5 separate regions of the Mus musculus genome follow, and all the other regions are linked to region 3. Evidence: chromatin loops called from intact Hi-C (ENCODE). Cell type or tissue: heart. All regions are shown on one strand. Region 1 overlaps Tnfrsf8 (tumor necrosis factor receptor superfamily, member 8). Region 2 holds the start of Gm25938 (a small nuclear RNA gene). Region 3 overlaps Vps13d (vacuolar protein sorting 13D). Region 4 overlaps Tnfrsf1b (tumor necrosis factor receptor superfamily, member 1b). Region 5 overlaps Tnfrsf8 (tumor necrosis factor receptor superfamily, member 8).

Region 1 (5,000 bases), 130 kb before region 3:
TTCCACAATGTGGGTCCCAGGATCCAACTAAGGTCATCACCTTAGTCACCTAAGGTCTTTCCTGCTGAGCCATCTTGCTGCCCTTTAAGCTTCTTCTAAATAAAAAGCAGAAGCTGCTTTTGGAACCCTGCCGCAGACCCTCTTGGGTCCCTTGTCTGTGTAGAATGGGTTTCTAGTTGCAGATGGGCAAGGAGTCAGAGAATGACAGACAGACGCAACGCAAGAGGTTGTGTAGAATCTGAATGTAATTTTTCAAATTGAGCATCAAACTATTTATACAGAAGAAAATAGGGAAGTTAGGTGACACATCGGCAAGGTACAAATGAGGTTACCGGATGCTTAATGACTCTTACACAAAACAGAGGAATGTAAACAAAAGGACTGGCAGGAACTGGGCAATAAAACAACTGAGACAAAGTCAGCTCTATCTAAAGTCAACTCTATCTAAGGTCATAGTCTTAGAAGCCAGGTGTGAGGTCTTTACACTCCTAGGGCAAGGGCTTTCACACCCAAGTTATGGTTCTAATTAGGGAGTTCCGCTCTAGCTAACCTTCTCATGAATAATGCAATACTCTAAAACAACAGCCTGATCTACTTCCTAAACCATTGTAAATTCCTGTATATGGGAGCGACTTGGATTTTATCCTAAGTGATAGTGTGAGGGGACTTTCTACTAATAAGTAATGTAGTCTGCCATATATAACTATAATAAGAATTCTAAACTTACATTGCTAAGCTTGCCCTGAGATTTCTAACTCTATGTAGTAGATAGTAAAGCCTGATTTCTTTCACTATCTCTCTTACAATACTAGAGGCAATTCTGAATGTCACTGAATAGGCAACATTCTTACTGAATTCCTACTGAATTCCAAGTTTGTCATCTTCAAGAATTTTCTGGGACGTTGGAACACTGGCGAAGGCTTAGCTATGTCAGAATTCAATCTTAAAAGGCACTTATAATAAAATAATACTAAAAGAGAGCACGTGGATCCATACACCAGACTAACACGGGGATAGGGTATCAGTATACGGGTTATGAGAGTAACCGTTGCCAGAGTTCCAGGAGGTGAGTTTCCGTGAAACTCTTTGCCTCGTGAGTGCTTCCAGGCCTCTCAGCCTGCCAAGCAGACTTCACTGGAGCGTGCATAGCAGAACCCATGGTACCATAGCCTCTCCAGTTTGATGCTTTAAAGCACAACCCTCATGGCCTTTGTCACTTGTAGCCAGGAATTGTGTGTTATGGAAGACTCCCACTCACTACTTTCCACTACCTCCCAACTGCCTCCCACTGTTCCCCACTGCAGACTGGATATTCAAACTCTCTGCACTGATTCTAATATGTCATCATACCTATAGGTAATGCAGAGAAGAATATGACCTTGGAGCTTCCATCTCCAGGGACACTCCCTGACATCAGCACCTCAGAAAACAGCAAGGAGCCTGCAAGGTGACTCCTAGTCCCCCCACCCCATGGGAAGGGCAGAATGGCCCTTTGTATGCTCAGGCAGTGTCCAGGAAAGTAAGGGCTAGACATGCAGGGGCATCAGACCTTGAGGCCTTTGGGGAGGTTGGGGAGGAACATGGCTGTGTGTCTGTCTCAGTGATTACAGGATTGTAAAGCCAGAGGGTCTAGAGCTTAATCAATACCTCACAATGCCTGTAAAGACTGTGTTGATCTTTTGGGTACCCAGGCTTCATCTTTACCCTCTGTAGAGAAGAAACATCCTTCATTAGACACACCCTTTTTACATGGCAACTGTGACCATCACCCTTGTCCTTGGTTTCCTTTGGTATAGTACCGCCTCCACCCTAAGCCTTGTGGTAGATGCCTGGACCAGCAGCAGGATGCAGCCCACCTCTCCATTGTCCACGGGAACACCATTTCTGGATCCAGGTAATGATCATTCACTGTCCAAAGCAAGGGGCAGCAGGACTTCCTTTCAGGGCTTTGGCCTCGGGTGGATTGAGAAATAAAGACCAAGCCCAACTTTCTGGCTTCTAGAACTGACCCTGTGGCTCTGCCGTTTCCTAATATTATCTCATTCTTGGGACAGAACTTTTCTTTTTTCATGACTTCATTCTGATGGCCTATAATTGCTACCCAAAATTCAGTTTTGAGGCTGGGGGTGTGGCTCTGTTGGCTGAATTTTCACCTAGAATACCCAGCACCTCTGGGTCTGATCCCTACCAGGGTATCCACGGGGCTTCGTAGTGTATGTCTATAATCTCACGGCTGAGAGGTAGATATAGGAAAAGTTCAGGGTTGGATCAATGAAGTGGCTCATTTGCCATCTGCCCTGCCCAAGGAAGCAAGCCCAATGAACTCAGTTTGATCCTGAGAAACCATGTAGAGGCGGAAGGACAAAACAAAAGGCTCTAGGCATGGCAGATGCTTGGTCTACATGTCAGGTTCAAGGTCAGTCAGGGCTACATAGTGAGACCCTGTCTCATGGTTGTTAAAGGTCACATTCTGCTATATAACAAGTTGAAGGCCACCCTGGGCTATATGAGACCCTATTTGAAAAGAACTCTCACTTGGGGTAGTGGTACATGCCTTTAATTCTAGAATTTGGGAGGCAGAAGCAGGTGGATCTCTGTGAGTTCAGGGCTAGCCTAGCCTACAGAGTGAACTCTAGGACAGCCAGGACTACACAGAGAAACTCTGTCTTGAAAATCCAAAAAGGGGGGAAAAATAGAAAGGAGAAAGAAATTGAATAAGTTACTAAAAGTCTAGGAAGCTTAATTCCCTTCATCCTCAGTTTCCTTGGATATAAAATGGATAGCAAATCAGCCCCCAGGATTATCAGCCTATAGCACAAGTATGGTCTTCACATTACCAGAGCAGGATCAAGACAGTTGCTGCTCCTGCTAATGAGGTAACACCAGGCAGTTTTAGGACTAGCAGTACTAGTTTTGGACACACGGTGGCAATAGTTCTCAAGTTAACAGTTCTCAGCATGCCATAGAAAACTCTTTGAGGGCTGTGGCTATGGCTTAGTTGGCAAAGTGCTTGCCTAGCACACCAAAGAGCCTTGGTTCCATTCCCAGGCCCACATAAACCGGTGTGGTAATACATGCCTATAATCTGAGCACAGAGGAGGTGGAGGTAGGTAATCCTGAGAACACAGTCATCATTGGCTACACAGCAAGTTTGAAGCTACCCTGAATTACTGTCCCAATAATAACAAACAAAACAAACATACTTGAGCAATAACACCCAAGGCATGTACCCAAATAACAATTAAACAATTAAAATAATCAGTGTAGGCTGTGTAAGGGTGGGTCGAGTAAATGCATGGGCTAGGCAAGGTTTAGTATACATTGAGTTTAGTATACATGAAGTTTAGTATGCATTAGGTTTAGTATGCATTAGGTTCTGTGTTTGATTCATGTTACGCTGTGTGCATGTGCCAGTGTGTGTGCAAAGAATATGAAAGCTGAAGTTACCTGGCCTGAGTGGTGACTCTAGGGGTGACTGGACAAGATTTAGTCTTCCTCCTTTGGCTCTAAAATATATCCATTCATTCCTATGTATATGATGTTAGTGCCCCAATGCCATGTTTCGTGTCTGAAAGTTAGAGGGCAGTTTCTGCGGGCTTCTTTCCTTCCACTTTTCTGTGGGTTCTGGACATTGAACTCAGGTCATCAGGCTTGCAGTAAGTACTTTACCCACTAACCATCCCACTGGCCCTTTTTGTTTTAATGGCTGAAAATGCTTTGTGCAGAGCTGACCTTGTGTCTGCCCTCGGGAGCTGATGGTCTCAGTTTCCCTAACCAGCCTTCACTCTCCCCATCTCAACTAGCTACAGCACTCCAACTTCTAGAGTTTTGTTTTGTTGTTGTCGTTTTGTCTGTTGTTGTTGTTGTTTTATATGAAGTCTCACTATGTAGCCCTGACTAGCCTGGATCTAGGTATGTAGATCAGGCTAACTGGTTTACCTCCATCTCCCTAGTGATGAGATTACAGTCATGTAACACTATACCCAACCCATTCTAATTCTTTTATTTTTTCTTCTTCAAATATGAGTACACTGTAGCTGTCTTTAGACACACACCAGAGGTGTGCATCAGATCTTATTACAGATGGTTGTGAGCCACCGTATGGTTGCTGAGAATTGAACCACTGAGCCATGCCATCTCTCCAGCCACCACTCCCCCCCCCCGCCCCATTCTGATTCTTGATGTCTCGATTTCTCATCCTCTCTGGTTTCTTTTTCTTACTTTCTGAGCTGCCATATAGCTTCCTGGAGCCAGGTTGGGGTGGCAAGGTAAGGGCTGAATCAGATGGTCCCAGATTCGGGAAGGTTCAGGGCTGCTCATCTCAGTGGGACCCATGTCCCAGGAAAAGTAGGAAGTGGGCTGCACCTAGGACTGTCCTGTGTAGTCCAGGGAAGGGCCCTGGCTCCTAGCTGTGCACAGAGTACAGGATGGATGACACTGTGTTTCAGGGCCCGTGCTCTTCTGGGTGGCCATGGTGGTGCTACTGGTTGGCTCCGGCTCCTTTCTCCTGTGTTACTGGAAGGCCTGTAGGAGGCGGTTCCAGCAGAGTAAGTGCATGTGTCTTGGGGTCCTGGGGAAGGTGGCTGCATTAATCTGGCCTGGCCTGGGTACTGCTCTGTCTTTCCTTTTCCTACCTGCTCACACCCTAAGCCCCAAGCCTGCTGTTTTTGCAGAGTTTCACCTGGACTACCTAGTGCAGACCTTCCAGCCCAAGATGGAGCAGACAGGTGAGTATCAGGCCATGCAAAGGGCTATCTGGGCCAGAATGGATAGGTGCATGACCAGTGTAAGGCCTGGGGCCTAGACCAACTCATACAAAAACAAAAAACAAAACCAAAAAAAACAAAAAAACAAAAAAAAAAACCATTGTCCAGCAAGGGGTGTTTTGAGTTGGAGAAGTTTCATAAGTACATGCTCGTACCTCCTAAGCGCTCCCCAAGCAAGGGGTTTTTTGTGTTTTGATGGTTTCAAGCTTGTTTCCATGAGCTGTTGGGCAGGGT
Region 2 (5,000 bases), 390 kb after region 3:
TGACCTACTTCTACTCACCAGCTTGCATTTCCTAAAGACTCTACATCCACAAAATTGGGCCAAAGTCTGGGCAAGAATCATTCAAATCACGAGTCTGTGTTGGATATTCTGCATTTAAACCACAGCATTCTTGGTCACACAATGCAAAAATATTTATTAATGTAACTTTGAGAGTCCTCAAAATTCTTAAGTCCTTAAAGTATTCAAAAGTCTCTGACTTCAGACTTTACTGAGATTCAAGGCAATCTCTTAGACATGAGTCACTATAAAATAAAGAAAAACTGTTTTATCTTTTCAATAGATGATGGTGTGTAGTGATCGATCACATTCTAATATTTGGTAGTACAGATAGTTAGGGTATAGTGGACCAAAGTAAAGCTGAAACTCTTCAAGGTTTCAGTATGAAACCCTACACTTCCTGGTCTGTTGTTGGAGCACATTATGCCCTAATGTGAGCCTCAATTGACTTGGAGAGCCCTGCTTCCACAATACTGACAATTGTAATCCGTCTCTTGAGATGGCCAGTCTTAGTCCTCACCTCTCTTTGGTAGATGTTTAAAGTTTCTGTCATTGCCAATATTCTGGGCTTTTCATTACAACTTAGTCTTTACTCTAAATGTCCATTGAAAAACTGTGTAGATGCTGTCACTCTGCCACACACTGTCTGACCTCCGAGGTTTTTCTACAGACACTTCATGTACGCCTCCAATGACTTATAAATACTTCATTCTTCCTGAATCTTATAAACAGCACCATGTAGATGCTGTCAGCTCAAGAAGTAGTTGTGCCTCCTGAAATCAAAACTGAAGCAGCTTGGATGTGTCTGGGAAGTTGAGCAAAGAATAGTACTTCTCTAATAGTTTCAAGCCATTCACACATTTGTTCATCTGTTGTAAACGATAGGCTTAACAATATGCTTTCAGATCCTGGATCCTTTAGTGGTAGGATTCTTGCTGTTAGCACATTTTTTTTTTTATTGTTCCAGGGTAGAACATATAGATTCTCTTTCATGGTACTCATCTCCTTAATAATGAAAGATTCTTTGTCAATATTTGGGTTGTTTGTTATAAAAAACCTTTTCTTTGTCAAAATGTATGTTTTTCAAGTCACTTTACTTTCAGTCTTCACTGCAAACCTGGCTAAAAGCTATGAGCAATTTCTCTGTTAACAGCCTGAGTCACTCTGTTAATACTCTGCTGCTCTGCATTAGCATAGGCTTTGCATGCTGCACCGCTTGATGACTTTCACCAGATTGGATTGGTGAAGAAATGAACAGACACACAGACACAGAAAAGCTGCAGGTGAGTGGTCTCAGCTTTCTGATGGAGAAGCTATAGCACTCCAGAAGCTAGCATGTTTATTATATATAGTCGATCAGAGGTATAGGCTATTGCATGTAACCCGACAAGGATTCAGGTTTAGCTAATGTAGATAGAAGCAATCTCTGCAGTGGAACAGTCAGACTTTAGGCAAGAGTATCTAAAGAGGAAAGCTATGGTAGGTAGTTTCTGCACATATTATCAACATTTACATTTGGACTAGAGGAATGCTTTGTCATCCCAATGAGACTCACCAAGGAGGAAGAGCTTTGCCACTTTCATGGTTTGGGGCATTGGTCCTTGACATGGCCAAGCCCATTCACTCAGAGCTTCACTCATTCCATATAATCTACCAAAGTAACCAAGTCATTGCTTTTAAATTCTGTCTCACTCAGATTTTTTTCTTAGGATCTTATCAGAATGTAGAATTTTTTTTTGCAAGATTCTAATGTACATGGCCTCTGGTCCACTTCCCAATCATACCCTGTTCTCACTTGAAGCCCCATTGTCACGCTCCTGTTGATATTTGGGGTAGTATATCACCCATTATGTGAATAGTTGTTCGGCAGTTAGTGGGGCTATTTAGGGAGTTTACAAGGGGGTGTTGCAGCCTCACAGGAATGAATTACATCACTAGGGGTAGACCTTGACATTTTCAAGTGTAATCACACCATTTATAGTCTTCCTTCATTTTCTTCCCTCCAACCCCTCTCATTCAGCTCCTTGCATGTCCCTCCTCCTAATATGACTTGAATTATTGGCCTCATTTTCTATGAGCATCCTTGTTACGTTTCATGTATCTATACCTGCTGAGTTAGTTTACTGTTGCTTGTATATACATGATTTCAGGACTGACCACTGGTAGAGTACAAATAATTAGGGCCTTGTTCCTAAACTAGACTATCTCTCTCTCTCTCTCTCTCTCTCTCTCTCTCTCTCTCTCTCTCTCTCTCTCTCTCTCTCTCTCTCTCTCTCTCTCTCTCTCTCTCTCTCTCTCTCTCTCTCTCTCTCTCTCTCTCTCTCTCTCTCTCTCTTACTAGTCCTTACTTGTCTGTAGTTCTTTGTCTAGGGGATGAGTCCCCCTAAAGTATCTTCCTCTATTAGCCAGCTTCTTGGTGCTGTCATTATACAGGTGTTGCTCAGGAAAAGATTTGTCTTATTTGTAATTATGTGTGTGAATGAGTGTCTAAGTAGGGATCTGTGCCTGTGAGTGCAGGTGCCTGTAGAGGTATAGGATCCCTTAGAGCTGTGTTTATAGGCATTGTGAGCCAGTTGACATAGGTACTAACAACTGAACATGGGTCCTATCCAAGAGAAACATCTGTTCTTTACCCCATATCTTCTTTCCAGCCCTGAGAAGTAAAAATACCCAAATGGTAGTGGGCACTTCATAAAAGGACCTGATACTGAATCACACTTGAATGTATGTGTTTCTAGTGTTTTCAGGAGAACCCAAGATGTGGCAAGAAAATTCATAGCTAAAACATGCATCTATTTCTCTGAAGACAGGCTTCAGTGTCCCTGTCATATATTCATCTTTCCTACACTCTCCGTGGCTTTCTCGTTCTCTGTAGAATGATGCCACCTTGTGGCCTGTGTCTCTTGTGCTAACAGCATCACTGTACTTCTTTCAGTAGAGCAGCTCAGCTTCTGTTGAATTTTGTTAGATTTCTCTGGCTTCTGGAATTCATTTTTACAAATAAACTGGCTTACAAATTACCTAAGAGGGAAGACATCATGACCATGAGTAAAGTGCCCTACCCAGGGTGAGGCTTATCCACTGCACTCTGGGTATGCACACCCCTGGTATTTCCCTAAAAGTGGGAAACTATACTGTATAATTTTGTTAATGGAGAAATGAATTCCCACTTTCTCCTTAGTAAAACTAAAACAAATGCATTGGCTTAAAACAACACATGATTTCCCTTGCGTTCAGGATTTGAGGATGGAGTTAAATGGCTGGTTTTCTTCTAAAGACTCATGTGGAGAATTCGATGTCTTGTGTATAGTTAGTTCTTTTGTATAGATAAAAGCAACAGAAATAAGAGCCTGACAGAAAAACTATCTAGTCCCATTTATCCTTGGTGGCTTATAGCAGTTTTCTGTTTTTTTTAAAGAGATATATGCAGTGAAGGGACTATGTCTGTAGAGTTTGCTCTTGACTGGGTTGACTGGGGAAGTACTGCAAAGTTGGTCAGCCAACTAATTCGTGAACATGGAATGTCTTTCTTCTTGTAGTACCTTCTTATACTCCACCTGTCTTTTTTCTTTGCTCTATCACTATTAAGCATAGCCTCTTTCGTGGATTTTAGGAGGGCCAACACCCTGAGAGAGGCAGCCTGTCCCAAGCACATTTAAATAATATATTTAAACATATATTATTTTTATCGTATATTATATACTAACCACAGTTTACCCCCCTTCCTCTCCTCCACATGCCTTCCCTCCCCTGCCCCTCCACCAGATCTACTCTTCCTATGTTTCCCTTCAGAAAAAGAGAGGACTTCCAGGGATACCACCTAAACATGGCATATCAAGTTACAACAAGACTAGGCACATCCCTTCATGGTTAGGCTGGATGAGGCAATCCACTAGGAGGAAAATGGTCCCAGAAACAGGTAAAAGAGTGCAAGGGGCCAGACAGTGGTGGCACATGCCTTTAATCCCAGCACTTGGGATGCAGAGGCAGGCAGATTTCTGAATTTGAGGCCATCTAGGTCTACAGAGTGAGTTTCAGGACAGCCAGGGCTATACAGGGAAACCTTGTCTAAAAAAACCAAAAAAAAAAAAGCCCCAAAACAACCAAAACCAAAAAAACCTCAAACCCCCAAATCAAACCAAACCAACCAACCAACCAACCAAACATACAAACAAAAAACCAAAAAGAGTGCAAGGAACCATCCCTGGCTGAGGGCAAGGGTTGGAACCAATAGATTCAAGAGAAGCTAAAGAAGACTCAGACACAGGACACCATTCAGCTTTGTTCCATGTGAGACAGGACAGAAAGGAAGCACATTTATATATGGCTTGACTTATTCTGACAACCTGTGTCTCTTATAGGCTTTATTTATATATAAAGTTATTTTCTCAGAAACTTTATTTATTGACTGCACAGCTTTTCAAAATACACTTTATGTCTTCCTTGATTACAAAAGAATATTGAAAGAGCATTTCATGTAAGCATTTCTCTTTGAGTCCTGAGCATCTCTCACCTCCCAGGTCTCTGGTGCATTCTGGAGGGTTCCCCCAACCTTCTATATCCTGAGGTTGCCTCTTTCCAGCAGCTGAAAGAATCAGATGCAGATATTTGCACCCAACCAATAGACAGAAGCAGTTGACCCGTTGTTGAATTAGGGAAAGCTGAAAGAAGCTGAGGAGAAGAGTGATCCTACACTAGGACCAGCAGTCTCAATTAATGCTTTCTTTCTGCTGGCCTTCAGGGCTTCAGTCATTTTCCCTCACCAAATACCAGATCAGGTTCCACCCTCACTTCCTCCCACTCTCTTTCCCTCTCAGGCCCCTCCCTCCCTTCCTTCTTGTGATTGCTTTCTTCTGTCTCTCAAGTGGTCTGAGGCATCCTTACTGGGCACTTCAGCTTGTTTAGCTTTTTGAGTTCTGTGGACTGTATCTTGGGTATTCTGTACTTTTTCTTTTTGGTTAATATCCACTTATTGCCTGACA
Region 3 (5,000 bases):
GCTCGCTCCGGTCGGCCCTGCTCCCTTGGATCAACTCCGCTCACTCAGTTCTTGCTTGCTTTAGCCCAAAGATTTTTTATTATACATAAGTACAATGTAGCTGACTTTAGATGCACCAGAAGAGGGCATCAGATTTCATTACGGGTGGTTGTGAGCCACCATGTGGTTGCTGGGATTTGAACTCAGGACCTTCGGAAGAGCAGTCAGTGCTCTTACCCCCTGAGCCATGTCATCAGCCCCATTTCTTTTTTTTTAATTAATTTTTTTATTTATTCACTTTATATCTCACTCACTCATTGCCCCCCACTAGTAACCCCTCCCACAGTCCTTCCCCATCCCTCTCCCCTTTTCCTGTTGGGCATCCCCTGGCTATTCCTTTCCCCCCTCCCCCTGCACTTCAAGTCTCTTTGAGGCTAGGTATATCATTTCCCACTGATGCCAGACAAGGCAGCCCAGATAGAACATAACCCACATACAGGCAATAGCTTTTGGGATAGCCCCCATTCAAGTTGTTCAGGACCCACATGAAGACCCACATGCTACATATGTGTGGGGAGGTATAGGTCTAGCCATTTTATTTTCTTTGGTTGGTGGTTCAAATTCTGAGAGCCACAAACATCCAGATTAGTTGACTCTGTTGGCCTTTCTCTGGAGTTCCTATCCCCTTCTGGGCTCTTAATCCTTCCTCCTATTCTTCCATAAGAGTCCCCAAACTTCATCCATTGTTTGGCTGTAGATGTCTGTATCAGTCTGAGTCAGCTGTTGGGCAACATGCTCTTGTCTGCAGGCATAATAAATTATCATTAATGTTGTCAGGAATTGGTGTGTGCAAAGTGATGGGTCTCTAGTTGGGCCAGCTATCAGTTGGCCACTCCCTCAGTCTCGGCTCCATCCCCTGTGCCTGCATTTCTTGTAGACAGGTTACATTTTGGGTTGAAAGATTTGTGGGTGGGTTGGTGTCTCTGTCGCTCTACTGGGGTTGCTGCCTGGCTGAAGGAAGTGGCCTTTTCAGGATCCATATCCCCAATGCTGTGAGTCACAGCTAAGGTCACCACTATTGATTCTGGTTTGCCTCCTTTATCCCAGGTCTCTGTTCCTGGAGATGCCCCCCACCTCCTTCATTCCCTTTGCTGGCAGATTTCCCTTCATTTTCATTGCTATCTAGCTTTCTTTCCCATCCTCCACAGCTGAACCCACCCTCCATCCCCATTCCTCTCCCCATGTCCCCTCCTTCCCATTTACCACCCTCCGTCTGACTCTTATGACTATTTTATTCCTCCTTCTAACCGAGATTCAAGTTTCCTCCCTTGGACCTTCATTCTTGTTTAGTTTTTTGGGTCTGTGTAATGTAGCGTCATACCTGTATTTTATGGCGAATATCCACTAATAAGTGAGTATATACCACGCATATCCTTTCCGAACTAGGTTACCTCACTCTGGATTATATCCTCAAGACTCATCCATTTGCCTGCAAAAATCTTGATATCTTCATTTTTAATAGCTGAATAGTATTCCATAGTGTAGATGTACCACATTTTCTTTATCCATTTTCAGCTAAGGGACATCTTTGTGTTGTTGGTTTTCTTTTTCTACCTTTATGTGCCAGATAAGGATATTGTGTAGAGCAAGAATATTCTAGAAAAGAAACAAAATGAAGGCTACAATAAGTGGAGAAGTGTAAGTTTGAAGAGTGCTGTAAGAGAGTTGTGTCAGCAGCCCTGCCTGTGACAAGGCGTGAGAATGCTGGCAGTGGCTGTGGCCTCAGCATCCTAGTGTGAGCTTGGAGGGATTTTCACCTACGTTTTTACTCTTTGTATTTTGTTTTTCAGTCTCATAGATAAGTTCACACTAGATGAATAGCAATTACACAGTGTTATGTCTGTCGTTTTCATCCACTTATAAACCATTAGCTTAGTGAAGCTTTCCTTTTGTGTTCTTCCTCTTCTTCTTCATCCCCTTCCCTCTTCTTCCTCTTCCTCCTCCTCCTCTTTCATAATAAGAGGCAGGGACTCACAATGTAGGCCTGGCAGGCTTGGAACTTACTATACAGAGTAGGCTGTTCTCAGACTTAGAGTGTTCTGCCTGCCTCTGACTCAGAAGTGCTGAAATATTTCATAATAGAATTCTTAAGATTTTAAATCTATGTCTATGACTTGGTGGAATTTGAGATTCTTTTCAAAAATTGAGATTTTAATGTGAATTGTCTAAGTTTATGTGTACCAAGTCTGTGCAAGAGTCTAAAGAGGCCAAAGAGGGCATCTGGTTTCCTGGAAGTGGAGTTACAGGCAACTTCCATGAATTGCCATGTGGGTGTGCTGGGAGTCAATCCTGGGTCTTCTGCAAGAGCAGAAAGTGCTCCTAAGCACTGAGCTATCTTCCCAGTCCTTAGTTAATAAGGGAGGGAGGGAGCAAGTAGGAGACTTTTAACTTATGATCTTTTCATTTCTCCTTGTAGAAGACTCTAGGAGGAAAAGTGGGGATGGCTCTGCCTCTGAAGAGAATCAGTTCAGTGATGATGAATATAAGACCCCTCTTGCCACACCTCCTAGCACCCCACCTCCAGAGACCAGCAGTAGCAACGGGGAGAAAACACCACCCTTTTCTGGAGTGGAGTTCAGCGAGGAACAGCTCCAGGCTCATCTCATGAGCACACAGATGTATGAGAGGTACTCCTTGACATTCATGGACCTACAGGTTATGGTAGGGCGTGTGAGAGACAACTGGAAACGTGTGCAGGACATCGATGTGGGGCCAACACATGTAGTTGAGAAGTTCAATGTTCACCTACAGTTAGAACGTCGGCTGATTTACACGTCAGACCCCAAGTACCCTGGGGCTGTGCTCTCAGGCAATTTACCAGACTTAAAAATCCACATCAATGAAGATAAAATATCTGCCCTGAAGAACTGCTTTGCTCTCCTCACCACTCCGGAAACAAAGCCCTCTGACACCCAGATCAGAGAGAAGATTTTCCCCCAGGAAGGACCTCGGGGAAGCTTGCAGGATTCAGTAATGAACTTGACCCAGAGTATTGTAATGCTGGAGCAGCACACGAGGGAGGTGCTGGTGGAGTCACAGCTCCTCCTAGCGGAATTCAAGGTAAACTGCATGCAGCTTGGTGTTGAGAGCAGTGGCCGCTACATCTCAGTGCTCAAGGTGTTTGGCACCAACGCTCACTTTGTGAAAAGGCCGTATGATGCTGAGGTCTCCCTGACTGTTCACGGATTGCTTCTGGTGGACACCATGCAGACTTATGGTGCTGATTTTGACCTTTTGATGGCTTCACATAAGAATCTGAGTTTTGATATTCCCACAGGAAGTCTCCGGGATAGCAGGGCACAGTCTCCTGTCTCTGGACCTAATGTGGCCTTCCAAACTGATGTGACCACCCTCAACGACCAATCAGCCACTAGTGTGTCCCTGGAGAAAATTCTCACCAAAGAACAAGAGTCCCTCATTAAGCTGGAGTATCAGTTTGTGAGTTCAGAGTGCCCATCCATGAACTTGGACAGCACTCTGCAGGTCATTTCCCTTCAGGTCAATAATTTGGACATCATCCTAAACCCAGAGACAATTGTGGAGCTCATTGGTTTTCTTCAGAAATCCTTCCCTAAGGAAAAGGATGATGTGAGCCCCCAGCCTCTGATGACTGACCTTGAAAGAAGCATTGTGGAACAGGGCACCATTCAGTCGACTTACGAGCAGAACACGGAGGTCGCCGTGGAGATCCACAGGCTCAACCTCCTGCTGCTTCGGACAGTGGGCATGGCTGACGGGGAGAGGCATGGCAGGAAGATCGCAACGGCCAGCATTGGTGGCACCAAGGTGAACGTGTCGATGGGCAGCTCGTTTGACATGAACGGCTCCCTTGGCTGTTTGCAGCTCATGGATCTGACCCAAGAGAATGTGAAGAGCCAGTATGTCGTCAGCATCGGAAATTCTGTAGGCTATGAGAACATCGTCAGCGACATTGGCTATTTTGAAAGTGTGTTTGTCAGAATGGAAGATGCAGCCTTGACTGAAGCATTGAGTTTCACCTTTGCTGAGAAATCAAAACAGGAATGCTTTCTCAATCTGAAGATGGCATCTTTGCATTATAACCACTCTGCTAAATTCTTGAAGGAGCTGACATTATCTATGGATGAGCTGGAAGAGAATTTCCGCAGTATGTTGAAGAGTGCAGCCACCAAAGTGACCACAGTGTTAGCCACCAAGACTGCCGAGTACAGTGAGATGGTGTCACTCTTTGAAACCCCGAAGAAGACCAGGGAGCCCTTTGTCTTGGAGGAGAATGAAATCTACGGGTTTGGCCTTCCTTCCCCTCGATCGGATACTGTGAAGCTTATCTTGAACATAAACATTGAGTCTCCAGTTGTTTCTATCCCTCGGAGGCCTGGGAGTCCTGAGCTGTTGGTGGGACACTTGGGGCAAATATTCATCCAGAATTTTGTGGCAGGAGATGATGACTCCAGAAGTGACCGCCTGCAGGTGGAAATCAAAGACATTAAACTCTATTCTTTGAATTGCACTCAGCTAGCAGGCAGGGACAATGCTGGGCCTGAAGTCAATCGGACATTTTGCCCTCCTTCCGGGCTGGCCAGTGTTAACAGTCAGGAGGAGGCTCACTTCACACGACACGATTTCTTTGAATCTTTGCATAGAGGCCAAGGTGAGAAGCAGAAACATGTTTTGAGTGTGTGTAAAGGTTCTAAACTCAGCTCCTGTATATGTGTCCCTGAAAACAACACAGTTCCTTCCTTTTAGGGTTATCTCTGGTTAATGTGTGAACAATCATAGTGGTGTTTTTAACAGTTTTGTAGAGGGCTGGCATGGTTTTACTTTCTCTCTTTGGATAAAATAATAATGTACTTTGAGCCGGGTGTGGTGGCGTACACTTTTAATCCCAGCACTCTAGAGGTGGAGGCAGGCAGATCTCTGTGAGTTTGAGGCCAGCCAGGTCTACACTGTGAGTTTTAGGACATCCAGGAGTGTACAGAGAA
Region 4 (5,000 bases), 57 kb before region 3:
TGGTGTCCACCAGTTAGACTTAGTTGGTTGGCCTGAAAAGACCCAGAAATCTCCCTTTCTCTGCCTCCCAAGTACTGAGATTACAAGTGTGTGCCGCCATGCCCAGCCTCCTTACATGGGGTCTCAGGGGTTGAATTTAGGTCCTTAAGCTTGCAAGACAAAGTCCTTACTAACTGAGCCATATCCTCAGCCCAATGTTTTGTTCTTCTTGGAGTACTTTTGTCTGCTTTAGAAAATTGTCTCCGGTCAACAGCAGGGAGCGTTGGGCTGGGCAGCTGGGAAGTGAGCACACAGGCATGTAAGGGTGATGCATCTGCCATCGTAGTAGAGGTGAGCTAGGGTCTTTAGCCTCTTGGCCCTTGGCCTATTGCTCTAACCTGCCCCTGGGACAAGAGGCAAACTGCAAAGACACCCTGTCTCCAAGATCCCCAGACTCACCCTCCCATCCTGTGCTTCACAGATTCTTCCCACGGAAGCCACGGGACCCACGTCAACGTCACCTGCATCGTGAACGTCTGTAGCAGCTCTGACCACAGTTCTCAGTGCTCTTCCCAAGCCAGCGCCACAGTGGGAGACCCAGATGCCAAGCCCTCAGCGTCCCCAAAGGATGAGCAGGTCCCCTTCTCTCAGGAGGAGTGTCCGTCTCAGTCCCCGTGTGAGACTACAGAGACACTGCAGAGCCATGAGAAGCCCTTGCCCCTTGGTGTGCCGGATATGGGCATGAAGCCCAGCCAAGCTGGCTGGTTTGATCAGATTGCAGTCAAAGTGGCCTGACCCCTGACAGGGGTAACACCCTGCAAAGGGACCCCCGAGACCCTGAACCCATGGAACTTCATGACTTTTGCTGGATCCATTTCCCTTAGTGGCTTCCAGAGCCCCAGTTGCAGGTCAAGTGAGGGCTGAGACAGCTAGAGTGGTCAAAAACTGCCATGGTGTTTTATGGGGGCAGTCCCAGGAAGTTGTTGCTCTTCCATGACCCCTCTGGATCTCCTGGGCTCTTGCCTGATTCTTGCTTCTGAGAGGCCCCAGTATTTTTTCCTTCTAAGGAGCTAACATCCTCTTCCATGAATAGCACAGCTCTTCAGCCTGAATGCTGACACTGCAGGGCGGTTCCAGCAAGTAGGAGCAAGTGGTGGCCTGGTAGGGCACAGAGGCCCTTCAGGTTAGTGCTAAACTCTTAGGAAGTACCCTCTCCAAGCCCACCGAAATTCTTTTGATGCAAGAATCAGAGGCCCCATCAGGCAGAGTTGCTCTGTTATAGGATGGTAGGGCTGTAACTCAGTGGTCCAGTGTGCTTTTAGCATGCCCTGGGTTTGATCCTCAGCAACACATGCAAAACGTAAGTAGACAGCAGACAGCAGACAGCACAGCCAGCCCCCTGTGTGGTTTGCAGCCTCTGCCTTTGACTTTTACTCTGGTGGGCACACAGAGGGCTGGAGCTCCTCCTCCTGACCTTCTAATGAGCCCTTCCAAGGCCACGCCTTCCTTCAGGGAATCTCAGGGACTGTAGAGTTCCCAGGCCCCTGCAGCCACCTGTCTCTTCCTACCTCAGCCTGGAGCACTCCCTCTAACTCCCCAACGGCTTGGTACTGTACTTGCTGTGACCCCAAGTGCATGTCCGGGTTAGGCACTGTGAGTTGGAACAGCTGATGACATCGGTTGAAAGGCCCACCCGGAAACAGCTGAAGCCAGCTCTTTTGCCAAAGGATTCATGCCGGTTTTCTAATCAACCTGCTCCCCTAGCATGCCTGGAAGGAAAGGGTTCAGGAGACTCCTCAAGAAGCAAGTTCAGTCTCAGGTGCTTGGATGCCATGCTCACCGATTCCACTGGATATGAACTTGGCAGAGGAGCCTAGTTGTTGCCATGGAGACTTAAAGAGCTCAGCACTCTGGAATCAAGATACTGGACACTTGGGGCCGACTTGTTAAGGCTCTGCAGCATCAGACTGTAGAGGGGAAGGAACACGTCTGCCCCCTGGTGGCCCGTCCTGGGATGACCTCGGGCCTCCTAGGCAACAAAAGAATGAATTGGAAAGGACTGTTCCTGGGTGTGGCCTCAGCTCCTGTGCTTGTGTGGATCCCTAAAGGGTGTGCTAAGGAGCAATTGCACTGTGTGCTGGACAGAATTCCTGCTTATAAATGCTTTTTGTTGTTGTTTTGTACACTGAGCCCTGGCTGAGCCACCCCACCCCACCTCCCATCCCACCTTTACAGCCACTCTTGCAGAGAACCTGGCTGTCTCCCACTTGTAGCCTGTGGATGCTGAGGAAACACCCAGCCAAGTAGACTCCAGGCTTGCCCCTATCTCCTGCTCTGAGTCTGGCCTCCTCATTGTGTTGTGGGAAGGAGACGGGTTCTGTCATCTCGGAAGCCCACACCGTGGATGTGAACAATGGCTGTACTAGCTTAGACCAGCTTAGGGCTCTGCAATCAGAGGAGGGGGAGCAGGGAACAATTTGAGTGCTGACCTATAACACATTCCTAAAGGATGGGCAGTCCAGAATCTCCCTCCTTCAGTGTGTGTGTGTGTGTGTGTGTGTGTGTGTGTGTGTGTGTGTCCATGTTTGCATGTATGTGTGTGCCAGTGTGTGGAGGCCAGAGGTTGGCTTTGGGTGTGTTTGATCACTCTCAGTTACTGAGGCAGGGCTCTCATCTGTACCCAGAGCTTGCACATTTTCTAGTCTAACTTGCTTCAGGGATCTCTGTCTGCCTATGGAGTGCTCAGGTTACAGGCAGGCTGCCATACCTGCCCGACATTTACATGAATACTAGAGATCTGAATTCTGGTCCTCACACTTGTATACCTGCATTTTATCCACTAAGACATCTCTCCAAGGGCTCCCCCTTCCTATTTAATAAGTTAGTTTTGAACTGGCAAGATGGCTCAGTGGGTAAGGCAGTTTGCGGACAAACCTGATGACCTGAGTTGGATCCCTGACCATAAGGTAGAAGAGACCTGATTCCTGCAAGTTGTCCTCTGACCACCACCCCATACATGCTTCTGCATATGTGCACACATCACATTCTTGCACACACACTCACATACCATAAATGTAATAAATTTTTTTAAATAAATTGATTTTATCTTTTAATCATTATTTTTGCTTATCTGTTTGTTCATACATGGAGTTTTGCTGTATACCCAGTCTGGCTGCATCCTCCAGGCACCTTGAACTTGGATATTCTCCTGCCTCAGTTTCGAGAGTGCTGAGTTATAGGCATGTGCAACCGTGTCAGGACCCTTGGCGTTACATTATGTTTTCGAATCTTATTTTTCCATCTAAGACTGACAACCACCTTGCCAAAGGATGACCTTGACTTTTGTATCCTCTTGCCTCTACTTCCCAAGTATTGGGATGACAAGTCTGTCCATCCTATGATTTGTGTGGTGCTGGGGCTTGAACCCAGGGGCCTCGTGAATGCTAGGCAAACGCAATCAGCTGCCCAACCCCGAACTTCACTTTTCACCTGTGATTTCTTAACATGGTTCCTGAGCAGACAGCATGATCCTGTTGCCTTGAGGAGCTCTGCTCGTTGCTTTGACAATGCTCTATTTACTAAAGAATACTTATAGAGTTCAAGACTCCAAAGCAGCAGTTCCCAACCTGTGGGTATGACCTCTTGGGTATCCCATATCAGATATTTACATTAAACTTATAACAGAAGCAAAATTACAGTTATGGGGTAGCAACAAAATAATTTTTTTTTGAGGCAGGGTTTATCTGTGTAGCTCACTTTGTACAGACTAGGCTGGCCTTGAACTTAAAGATCTGCCTGCCTCTGCCTTCTGAATGCTGGGATTAAATGTGTGTGCCAACATGCCCAGTGCAGTGAAATAATTTTATTGTTGGGTCACCAAAACATGAGAAAGAGTATTAAAAGGTCATAGCGTTAGGAAGGTTGAGAACCACTGCCCCAAAAGATAGTAGAAATAGGTAATAGCATTTTAAAAAAAGATTAATTTCTTTTTCCGTGTGTGTGTGTGTGTGTGTGTGTGTGTGTGTGTGTGTGTGTGTGTGTGTGTGTGAAGGGTGCTGAATTCCCTAAATCTGGGATTACAGACAATTGTGCCAAATGGGTATTGGGAACCAAAGTTGGGTTTTCTGAAAGAGCAGCAAGTGCCCTTAACTGCTGAGCCCTCTCTCTAGCTATAATAAACTTTTTTTTAAAAAAATTAAAAAAATTTAGCACTCTGCCAGGTGTGGTAAACGTCTTCAATCCCAGCACTTAGAAAGCAGAGGCAGCTGGATCTCGGTGGTTTAGAGGCCAGACTTGTCTCACAGTGAGTTCCAGGCCAGCCAAGACTACATAGTGAGTCCCTGACTTCAAATACATATAGCATTCTTGAGGCCAGAGAGCAGGCTTGGAGGATAAAGGGCCTTTCTGTTGAGGTTGGCAGCCTTTGTTTGGTCTCATGTCCCACATGATGGAAGGACAGAGCTGACTGACCTTCACTCATACACTCAACACACATACATAATAAACATAATTAATTTATTTAAAAAAAATATGTAGTATCCTTGGCTCAAACTGGAGCTCTTTTGGTAAAGTGTTTGTCTAGCATGCCCAAGGCAGTGGGTTCAATCCCCACCACTGCATTTACTGGGTAGCCTGTAATTCCAGCACTAGGAGGCAGAGGCAAAACAATCGAAAGTCAGTCATCCTTGGTTACAGGCCAGTTCAGAGACAGCTCGGGGTACCTGAGAACTTGCCTCTGAAAGGAGGAGGAGGAAGAGAGAAGGAGAAAAGAAGAAGAAGAAGAAGAAGAAAAAGACAACACTAACATTGGTTTTGTTGTTGTTGTTCTGTTTGGTCTTTTTTTTTGTTTTGGTTTTGTTTTGGTTTTTTGAGACAGGGTTTCTCTGTGTAGCCGTGGCTGTCCTGGAGCTCACTCCGTAGACCAGGCTGGCCTCAGACTCAGAAATCCTCCTGCCTCTGCCCGCTAAGTGCTGGGATTAAAGGCATGTGCCACCACTGCCCGGCTAGCATTGTTCTTTTGA
Region 5 (5,000 bases), 140 kb before region 3:
CTGTCTCCATGTCCTGGGTACTGGGATCACAGGTGTGCACTGCAATGCCTAGTTTATGCAATGCTGAGGATAGTACTCAGGACTTTGATCATGCAAGGCAAGCAATACTCTTAGCTACTGAGCCATCTCTCCAAACCCCACCCCCATCTTTTTAAGCATGGGTTCTGGAGATGAAGCTCAAGTCCTATGCTTTCACAGAAAGTGGTTTATCCCACAGCCATCTCCCTCAGAGGAGACCATTTAGTAGTCAGACTCCAATACAGAAGATGAGCTAGTGTGGCTATGTATTGCTGAGTTCCTGCCTCATCGTGATTCAGCTGGGATGCCCATCATATGGGATTTGACCATAGACGGTGTATCTGTGCCCAGAACATACAGTGCACTTCCTAAAACTCCTCATGCTTCTATAGTTTATCTTTCCATCCTCCTCACCGTGGCAACCACTGATGGCTCTCCTGCCTGTACAGTTAAAACATCAGTCTTGCTGGAGGTCCATGAAAATCACAGTGTAATGCCTTTTCAGAATGGCCTGTCACACAGTTACGTGTACTTCAGTTCTTTCCATATCCTGGGACATCATATATATGCATGGAGTGTGTGTGTCTGTGTGTCTGTGTTTGTGTGTGTCAGTGTCGGCTGATGTCAGGAGTCTTCCTCAGTCATTCTCCAACTTCCTATTTGAGACGGAGACTCTCTCAGAACCTGGAGCTCACTGATTCAGCTACATTGGCTGGCTAGCCAGCCCTAGGAGTCTTCCCATTTCTGTAGCAGTCATATAGGGTCCTCTCAGTTCAGTTTTTTACATGGGCCCTAGAGATATAAACTCAGGACTTTCTGCTCTAAGAACAACTGCTTTTACCCACTAAGCCGTCTCCCTAGCCCCACATTTATTTGTTTGTAATCTATGTAGTAGTAGCAGACATATGGGCTGGAAGTGAAGGTTACCCTCACGCTGCCCCTTTCATGCACATCAGGAGAACTGAGGAGAGGCACAGAGTGACAGCCAACTGGTCTGACAGAGGGTCATGTGGCATCTTACCTTCATCCTGGATTGTCCCTGTGTACACTGGACCCCCACCCTTGGCTCCCCTCTTTCCCTTCCATGACCCTCTCTGTGTCCCTCAGGCCTTGTGGAGAAGGCTCCGTGTTCCGGGAACTCTCCTCGAATCTGTGAGTGTCAGCCTGGCATGCACTGCTGCACACCAGCAGTCAATTCCTGCGCCCGCTGCAAACTCCACTGTTCTGGAGAGGAGGTTGTCAAGTCTCCAGGTGAGTGTCCCACAGCTCCCACAGCTCCCACAGCTCCCACAGCTCCCACAGCTCCTTAGTAGCTACTGTTGTGCCCGCCACAGGCCTCCTAACCTTCCCACCACTGTAGGATAAACAGGTCGAAGCTTCTCTCCCCATGCTGTGATGTGTGCAGCATCCGTTCGGGGTTTCTGCTGCTCACTGCTCACATCTGCGTCCTGTCAGAGGTACTCTACTGGCAGAGGCCCACGCCTGGTTAAAGGAGGCTGTGGGCACATTTGAAGCTTGGGGTCAGGGATGATTCTCCGGTGGTCCACAAGTAAGTAGGAAGCCTCAAGTCTCTACCCTGGGAGTTATCTGACAAATTAGAGCTACCTTCCCTGCGTCAGAATAGGACATTTTATTGGAGAGAGGAGTACTGAGACATTAGGCAACAGATTAAAGGCAGAGAAATTACTTTGCTTTGTTTTTTTCCCCCAGTTTGCCTCGTGACATCAGGCCTTACCATCTCCCGTTTCTAATTTTTTGACAATACAAGGGAGGAGGAGTTCATGGTCAGAGGAAGAGATAAGAATCATGGAACTTCACTGGTTGCCATTAGAAGTGGTGTTTTGGAGGCTAGGCTGATTCCATAGTGAGACTCTGTTCTCAAAAAAGGAGGTGGTGGTGTGCTTTCTAGAAGGGAGACATGGAGGTGGGGGTGCAAAAAGGACAGTACAATCACATAAACTCCTGGTGGGGCAAACCGATGGTGAGGGGTGAAAATTGCAAACCCTTTTCTCTAACCGGTGTCCTTGGCTTTTCTGGCTCCTAGCTTCATGGGCATTTTCCAAGTTCCTGAATCACAGAATGCTCTCTGTACTGTGGGACCCTGTCTGCAATCAGAAACGTAGCTGAGGGCTGGGCTATATTGAAGATTTTTACCTGTGGATGGGGCCAGTTCCTCTAACTCTTTCTCCTTGCTCATATGATGAGGAGATGTTACTTAAAGGCCTCCGTGTTTGTCTGTCAGACAGATTCTCAACCTTCCAGCTAGCATGGCTAGGCTGTCTGGGCAGAGTTCCCAAGACTGCCACATGGGGGCAACAGAGGCCTGTCTCTGAAGTCCTGCCATTGCCATGTGTAAAAAAAAAAAAATGCTTAAAATGTGGCAGGTCTAAGTTAAGATGTTCTGTCTATAATGCTCAGTAAGTTTCAAAGACCTACCATGTAAGCGAGAATACAATGTATCTTTTTATATTTATATTGGTTACCAACTGACATAGATCATTATGTTGTTAGATTATTTCTTTCTGAGACCCGCTCTCATTTTGTAGCCCAGGATGTCTTGTAAGTCACTATGCGGCAAGACTGGCTTCAAAACCACAGTAATCCCCCTGTCTCATCCTCCCAAGTGTGGGTATTAAATGTGTGAGCTGTGTGTGCATGTGTGTATGCATGCATGGACACACGAGTGTGTGTGTGTGTTGGGGACTGAACTCAAGGCCATTCATGTCATACAAGGACTATACCAATAAGCAATACTCCTAGCACAAAGACATCATTAAAATTATTTATTTCTTTATTTATCTTTTGAGACAGAGTCATTCTGTTGCCCAGGTTGGATTTGAACTTCTGATCTTGCTTCCTCAGACTCCTGACTGCTGGGATTACAGGCATGTGCCACTACACCCAGATTCATTTTTATTTTTCGATTTATTTATTTTATGTATATGGGTGTTTTACCTGCACGTATGTCTGTGTACCACATGCATGCCTAGTGCCCACAGAGGCAAGAAGAGGTTATCGGATTTCTTAGAATTGGAATTATAGAAGGTTGTGAGCTGGGGATTGAATCCCATCCTCTGAAAAAGTATCCAGTGATCTTAACTACTAAGACCACATCCCTCCTTTTATTGAGACAGGGTCTCATTATGTAGCTGTTGGCTGACCTGGAACTCACTAAGTAGACCAGGCTGACCTGAAACTCACAGAACTGTTCACTTCTCAAGTCCTGGGCTTAAAGGTGTGCGGTACTGGCATAGTGACACAGCACATTCTGTCAGTGGCCCTGCCACAGTCACCTGACCTTGTTCATCTCTGGAGCCCCTGTGGACTCTCCCAGAAGGCAGCTCTGGGAGATGTAGGATTTCCGGTTGTGAAAGGGGAGAGTAACTTCTGTTTCAGCATAGCTCACAGATAGCCAAACACTCAAGGCTATTATGGACTTTCTTCGCAAGCATCGCGTGTGTGCAGAGCAGATTCCATCAGCTCCTTTCTGTGGGTAGGGAGTTTGACACCCAGAGATGGCAGATGAGCAGCCCAAGAACGTAGAGCCAGGATTGGGTGCTCAGCTGAGCTGCGTCAACTTCATCGCACTGCTGACCTTGCTGTGTTCACCTCCACTGAAGTAGTTGGGGCATCTTCCAACTCATGTGGGTCACTCCCTCCCTCGGAGATGAGATTGGCGTTGGGGTGTGAGAAAGTACAGTACAGGCAGTAAGGTTGAGCGCTTACTGTTTATTACCTAGTATGACAGACTTGTTTTCATGTGGTTGTTTATATAAACAGCAGCCTAATGAAGACTGTTATGATCTCTTGACTGCCTGGCTTAGTAAGAATGTGGTAGAGATGGAGGGCAAACCCAGGAGTATCTGATGGTGGGTGTGTGTCTGTGTGTGTGTGTGTGTGTGTGTGTGTGTCTGTTTGTGTCTGTGTGTGTGTGTGTGTGTATATGTGTATGTGTGTCTGTGTGTGTGTGTGTGTGTGCACCTGTGTGTGTCAGTGTGTATTTATTTGTGTATGTTTGTGCTTGTGTCTGTGTGTGTATGTGTTGTGTGTGTCTGTGTGTGTCTGTGTGTGTGTCTGTGTGTGTCTGTGTGTGTGTGCCTGTGTGTGTCAGTGTGTATTTATTTGTGTATGTTTGTGCTTGTGTCTGTGTGTGTGTCTGTGTGTGTGTCTCTGTCTGTGTGTGTCTGTGTCTGTGTGTGTGTCAGTGTGTATTTATTTGTGTATGTTTGTGCTTGTGTCTGTGTGTATCTCTCTATGTGTCTCTATGTGTATGTGTCTCTGTGTATGTTTATGTGTGTGTGTATCTGTGTCTATGTGTGCCTGTGTGTCTTTCTGTGTGTATATGTCTCTTGTGTGTGTGTCTGTGTATGTATTTGAGTATGTCTTTGCGTGTATCTCTATATGTATCTGTGTGTGTCTCTTTGTGTGTGTGTGTGTATCTGTGTCTATTTGTGCCTGTCTTGTGTGTCTGTGTGTGTCTCTCTCTGTGGGTGTGTCTGTGTGTTTCTGTGTGTGTGTCTATGTGTATGCATCTCTGTGTGTGTTACTGTGTATGTCTCTCTCTGTGTCTCTGTATATATGTATCTCTATATATGTATCTCTGGGGGGCACAAATATAATTATGTGTCTGTCTGTCTCTGTCTGTGTGTCTGTGTGTCTGTCTGTCTGTCTGTGTTTCTGTAGCTGAGTGTGAACATCTGTGAGCGTCACTGACCAAGCCAAGTGAAGGGATAGATCCTCCTCACTCCAGAGTGAACAGATACTGGGAAAGCCAGAATCTCTGTCTCGGGGTAGCCATTGTGTCCTCCTAGTACCTTGTCCATGATTCTACATGTGGTGTTGACACTTCTGCTCCTGGGGACTCTGAGTTTCTCAGTGCCTGTTCTGAAGACATTGCTGTCTCTTTTATAGGCACAGCAAAGAAGGACACTATCTGTGAGCTGCCTTCCTCGGGATCTGGTCCCAATTGCTCCAATCCGGGT

Evidence for each region. A loop is a pair of places that touch in the nucleus more often than their neighbours do. Peaks named below come from ENCODE experiments on the same cell type or tissue, not always from the same donor. Only the 100,000 strongest peaks of a DNase experiment are listed, where the experiment ranks them.
Region 1: it touches region 3 in a loop (6-fold over the local background); 19 of 42 quality-filtered maps call a loop at or near these places.
Region 2: a loop joins it to region 3, with 5 times the contacts of the local background. A loop is called at or near these places in 10 of 42 quality-filtered maps.
Region 4: it touches region 3 in a loop (2.2-fold over the local background); 2 of 42 quality-filtered maps call a loop at or near these places.
Region 5: it touches region 3 in a loop (6-fold over the local background); 19 of 42 quality-filtered maps call a loop at or near these places.

The regions. Positions count from the first base shown.
Region 1 is chr4:145,284,873-145,289,872 of GRCm38, reverse strand. Tnfrsf8 (tumor necrosis factor receptor superfamily, member 8) reads left to right here. Exons shown (of 13, transcript NM_009401.3): 7 at 1,357-1,447; 8 at 1,797-1,894; 9 at 4,449-4,547; 10 at 4,674-4,727. Among named protein-coding and RNA genes, the nearest start is that of Gm36233, 22 kb to the right of the region's middle. In heart, a CTCF peak has its summit at 2,916; a DNase peak (open chromatin) is centred at 2,982.
Region 2 is chr4:144,763,824-144,768,823 of GRCm38, reverse strand. Gm25938 (a small nuclear RNA gene) reads left to right here and starts at 3,032; the gene lies at 3,032-3,197. In heart, a CTCF peak has its summit at 2,919 (motif pointing left); no DNase peak of the experiment used is centred here.
Region 3 is chr4:145,154,238-145,159,237 of GRCm38, reverse strand. Vps13d (vacuolar protein sorting 13D) reads left to right here. Exons shown (of 70, transcript NM_001276465.1): 19 at 2,456-4,669. Among named protein-coding and RNA genes, the nearest start is that of Vps13d, 38 kb to the left of the region's middle. In heart, no CTCF peak of the experiment used is centred here; a DNase peak (open chromatin) is centred at 3,097.
Region 4 is chr4:145,211,561-145,216,560 of GRCm38, reverse strand. Tnfrsf1b (tumor necrosis factor receptor superfamily, member 1b) reads left to right here. Exons shown (of 10, transcript NM_011610.3): 10 at 461-4,193. The coding sequence ends at 774. Among named protein-coding and RNA genes, the nearest start is that of Vps13d, 19 kb to the right of the region's middle. In heart, a CTCF peak has its summit at 1,988 (motif pointing left); DNase peaks (open chromatin) are centred at 1,010 and 1,970; H3K27ac peaks cover 748 bases.
Region 5 is chr4:145,293,119-145,298,118 of GRCm38, reverse strand. Tnfrsf8 (tumor necrosis factor receptor superfamily, member 8) reads left to right here. Exons shown (of 13, transcript NM_009401.3): 4 at 1,126-1,269; 5 at 4,930-5,000. Among named protein-coding and RNA genes, the nearest start is that of Tnfrsf8, 20 kb to the left of the region's middle. In heart, a CTCF peak has its summit at 2,321 (motif pointing right); no DNase peak of the experiment used is centred here.